2 separate regions of the Homo sapiens genome follow, and region 1 is linked to region 2. Evidence: chromatin loops called from intact Hi-C (ENCODE). Cell type or tissue: A673. All regions are shown on one strand.

Region 1 (2,500 bases), 410 kb after region 2:
ATAGAAAAATATGAAGGCACATTGAGATGGATCAGTGTAATAGACTGAAAAGAAACTGGTATTTTAATGTACCCCAAGTGTTAAAGGCTAGAGAGAAAAGAAGATGCTGAATGTTTCTGCCACCTCAAAGGCTTCTAGTCAATTGAGTACAAAGAAGAGTTCAAAGGCAAGTCAGGCTCCTGACTTCCACCTCCTAGTGTGGCTGAGGTTAGAGGTCACTGCTGGTGGAGCCACTGACCAATAAAAGAATGTTTGGAAATTCTACTCAACAGATAAACTGGGGATCCATTTACACCTTCCTCCCTATCCATACAAACATTTCTAACGATACAGTCTAGTGTCTATCCAGCCTTCTGAGATCCCAGATTGTGTACTTTTTCTTTGTGATTCAGGGGAGACTGGGAATATGAATGTTCCATTTGACTACAGAAAAATATTTAGCTGCATACTTCTGCCTGCCTTCCAACATAAGAAAGATGGCTGATGGAACTCCCATCTCAAGGCCTACCTCAGATTCTACATCTCCAAGAAATTCATCCTGACAGCTTTAGCCCCAACTTTCTCCCTTCCATTTCAGACCCTTAATGACCCATAATGTACCTAGAAATATCGGCATCATCTTCTCAACTTTCTTTATGCTTATACCCATATATCCCCAACACAAGCCCTTTGTGAATGGGGATCAAAGATTTTTTTTATTATCTCCTATAATCTCTCCCCCCACCAAAAAACATTAGGGATTCAATAAATTAACTAGTTAATCATTAGCTCACAGGACAATAAAAGGCCAACTGAGAAGTCAGCTTTATACTGTTACAACTACTGTCTTCTACTGACTTAAGGAACTGTTTTTTAACTTCCCCACAAAAAGCCCTATAAGCCCCCAGTAGTCTGCCCAATGCCACGTGTGGCAGCACTGCTCACTGGTGGCCTTCAGGAATAGATACCAGAGACACAGGTTGTACTTTTTTTCAAAAGTCTTAGTCTAACTATAGCTGTTACTTACATTAGGCTCTAGCCTTGTAGTTAACTTTTTGGCTGCTACTATCACATCTAAGGGAATTTAATTTCCTTTCTTTGTCAGGTAGTATGACTTTCTCCCTTGGTACACACAAATTCCCGTCACAACAAGGACTTTCACCACTTTAGACATCTGTCAGATTGTAGCCTTTCTGATCCTAAACTCTAAGCTGCAAAATGTTGCTCCAATACCTTCCTCACCAAGACCCTACCCCACATTTCTGGGGCCAAATCAGAAACTTTAGCTCTATTGCATCTAGGGAGAGTAAAATCCTGTGCTAAGCAGGATTTTCTTTCTTCTTCTTCATCTGAAAGAAATGGTCTCTAGAGAGCAGCTATCAGGAAGATGTCAGTGTGAAGCACCAGAGTGGCTCATGGCATTTAGGATTTCTTGGAAAGATTTAAATACTCAGAGGGAAAATGAGTTAATTAAAAGTGGATGGAGACCTCTGCTGGCTACAACTGTCCAATGCAGCTCCATTAAGCTAGTCTGGAGTTTCTCAGCAAGCAAATCAGACTCTGTTCCTCACCCTCAGTTCATTCTGATACATCATCTAGGGGCTCCAAGGTATCAACTACTGATACAATAGGCTTTCCCCTAAAAGTGGATGCCTGTCTTGCAAAAAGACCCACCTCTGACCTCCCTAAAGAGAATTCACTAAGGTATAAGAACTTTTCAGAATCAGGTGTTTTACCATTTTTTTAATTACTCCTGCCAAGGTCAGGTTAAATCAATAGAAGGTAAACAGAAAGCAAAATGACAAGAATGTTTTGGAAACAGTATATTTTGTTATAGAACCAAAGAACTCTAATTTTAGAGAGATGAGACATTAACTATCTATAGAGAACAGTGGTTCTCAGTTAAAGCAATTTTGCTTGCCCTCCACCCCCAACCCCAAAGGGGACAATTGGCAAGCAATGTTCTAGAGACATTTTTGGTGATCACAACTGAGGGGAGGGGTGCTATTGGAATCTAGTAGTAGTTGAAGAAACCTAGTCATCCTTTATACCTAACTGGAAATTACTTTAACCAGATAATCTCATATCTAATTGAGATCAGCCCACTCTAGAAATGTGGGGTTAGGAAAAGAAAAGAGGTCATTTTGGGAACATGGATTACTCAGAGAAAGGGGAGTGGGACTAGTGAGTTGCCGCAGTGGAGAGCTTTAGATGGTCCGAAAGCAGCACAGGGAAAGAGGCCGTCAGAAAGCGGAAAAGGGAGTTAGAAAGGGGGCCGGGAAAGTGCCAAGACCACCTTTCTTTTTAAGCTGGCATAGTGGACTGTTCACCACTAGAGGAGGCAAGTGGCCCTTGTGACTAGAGCTGTTCAAGGGGAGAAGAGATGACCACTAAATTATTAATGTTGTCAAGGAGAGTAATGTTCTTGGTAGGGATAAGCATTTCATAGAGTTTTTTAACAGCCACATGGAACATGAGAGATTATTTAGCCAACCCCTTCATTTCATAAATGAGGAAATGG
Region 2 (2,500 bases):
TATCAAGGGGAAGGCAAGACTGGAACGTCCAGTCCACAGGAAGACCTGCACCACTGTTGCCTTCACACAGGTTAACTCAGAAGACAAAGGAGTTTTGATGAAGCTGGTGGAAGCTGTCAGGACTAATTACAACGACAGATATGATGATATCCGTCGTCACTGGGGAGGCAATATCCTGGGTCCCAAATCTATGGCTTGCATTGCCAAGTTGGAAAAGGCAAAGGTTAAAGAACTTGCCACTTAACTGGGTTAAATGTACACTTTCATTTTCTGTACATAAAAATCATTAAAATGATACAAATTCTCCTTCAAAAAGAATTTTCCCTCTTCCCTGCTTAAGACCTATCGATGTCATGCATGCACTGATTTCCACACTGGGGTCGGCAGCTTTTGATGGTTCCTTAGGAATCCAGAGGAGGTGGGGGATGGGCAGAGCAAGTGTGGTTCCTAACTTCACATCCCCCCAACCCCTACTGCCAGAGAAGCCTTACTTGTACCAGGTGTACAGAGAGGCAGTCCCATAACCTTGAGATGAAGGTCAAGGCTTCAAAGCCAGGCGGCCTGCATTCAAAACCTGACTCTGCATCTTTCAAGCTTCATGACCCTGGCCAGGTTACTCGCATTCTTTGATCATTAGTCTCCTCATCTGTAAAGCGAAGCTAATGTTGTACCTGCCTCCTAAGGGTTGTTGGGAGGAATAAATGAGTTCATTCAAATAAGGCGCTCAGGACCATGCCTAGCACACAGTAAGTGCTCGCTAAGTGTTGGCTACTATTGTCAATTACTTTTTTTGATTTTGCTTTTGGTTTTCTTGGTGACAGGGTCTCACTCTGTCACCCAGGCTGGGGTGCAGTGGCGCAATCTCAGCTCACTGCAGCTTTGACCTCCAAGGCTCAAACAATCCTCCCACCTCAGCCTCTGGAGTAGCTGGGACCATAAGTGCATGCCACCACACTCCGCCAACTTTTGTATTTTTGGTCGAGACGCAGTTTCGCTGTGTTGCCAGGCTGGTCTCAAACTCCTGAGCTCCAGCAATCCTTCTGCCTTGGCCTCCCAAAGTGTCGGGATTACAGGTGTGAGTCACTGCACCTGGCCTATTAACTACATTTTCACACAGGAATTTATTTCCACTGATTAAAAGCGGGGAAAAAGTGAAAACCATTGGTTTTCATACTTTACATTGCAATTATTGCTATGCACCTTCTATATTTGGCTGGGAATCTCTTGTGGGGTAAAGACCAGGTTTCATTCAGTGTCTCTGACACCTTGGAGATGCTGCATCTAGCAGGCCTTCAATAAACACCCATCAAGGGAGAAAGGAAGCCAGGCAGTGAATGCGCCCCTGGCCTTAGCATGTCGTGCTCACTTATCTCCAGCAGGTGTCGCCCTTGTCTCTGAAACGGCCGTCTGGGCCCTGCTCACTGCTGTCCAGGCCCACTGACGGTCCGATGAGACCTGAGGACGCCGTGGGACCAGCAGATCCGAGTTGTTCTGCGTCGGGGAGGAAGGAGGCCCTGGGAGAGGTGCGAAAAACCTCACCAGAGCAGGCCACAGGCTGCTTGGAGCCTCCAGGCTTGAGTTCTACTCCCAGCGGGGGACACCAGGAGCGCCCATTTCCTCTCTGAGCCTTGGTTTCCTCCCCTCCAAAGCGGGGGCAATCCTGCTACGACGGGACATCGGGATGTTGTCAGGCCACACCTGACAGTTGATAGGCGTTGGATTTGCGGTTTTGTTTCTTTGTTTTTAAGTTGCACCTCCCAGGGAAGTCCAGGGGCATCTCCAGACTTCCCCAACACACGGATTCTGCCTCTCTGAGGGACGGCGAAATGAAAAACTCAGCAGCCTGGAATTCTGAGAAGGGAGAAACCAGGAGTGAAGAACACATGGAGCTGCGTAGGTTCCTACGGAAGATGCCAGGAGAGCCAGTGGTCCAGGGAGACCACACCTTGGACACACTCTTCTGCGCTGGCATGAGCACATCCGGGTAGGCTGCAGGTCTCTTTTCCTCAGAGGCAGACGCGCTGGAGTTACATGGATAGGGAGATGGAGGTGGCGCTCCTCTGTCACCGCAGTCCCCTCAGCCTCCTTGGCTGTGGCTCAAGCAAGTCCCTTCCCCTCTCTGGGCCTTTCTCTCTGTCAAATGGGGCTGGCCTGAGTCGGGCATTTTCAGGCTTAGCAGTAGAGGCCTGACTCTGCCACACCCAGTGGGGAAGACAGACACGGAGGCAGACAAAGAAAGCCGTTGGAGCCTAGGATGACAGGACAAGGACCTCACTCCCTTGGCCACCCCTCCACTGTGGTGATCCTAAGTGGCTCAAACCATGGGCTAGCTCTCCAAGGCTCTTTTTTTGAGAGGGAGTCTCACTCGGTCACCCAGGCTGGAGTGCAGTAGCGTGATCTCGGCTTACTGCAACCTCCGCCTCCTGAGTTCAAGCAATTCTCCTGCCTCAGCCTCCTGAGTAGCTGGGACTACAGGGATGCGCCACCACACCCGGCTATG

The links. Hi-C counts contacts between places; a loop is a spot of excess contacts. Peaks named below come from ENCODE experiments on the same cell type or tissue, not always from the same donor. Only the 100,000 strongest peaks of a DNase experiment are listed, where the experiment ranks them.
Region 1: it touches region 2 in a loop (9-fold over the local background); 53 of 110 quality-filtered maps call a loop at or near these places.

The regions. Positions count from the first base shown.
Region 1 is chr11:44,132,507-44,135,006 of GRCh38, reverse strand. The region is part of intron 7 of EXT2 (exostosin glycosyltransferase 2); the gene reads right to left. Among named protein-coding and RNA genes, the nearest start is that of EXT2, 38 kb to the right of the region's middle. In A673, CTCF peaks have their summits at 1,471 (motif pointing left) and 2,297; a DNase peak (open chromatin) is centred at 1,436; H3K27ac peaks cover 2,030 bases.
Region 2 is chr11:44,537,532-44,540,031 of GRCh38, reverse strand. It overlaps the pseudogene RPL7AP79. Among named protein-coding and RNA genes, the nearest start is that of CD82, 27 kb to the left of the region's middle. RefSeq lists an enhancer at 1-237 and a silencer at 1,348-1,407. In A673, a CTCF peak has its summit at 1,366 (motif pointing right); a DNase peak (open chromatin) is centred at 1,401.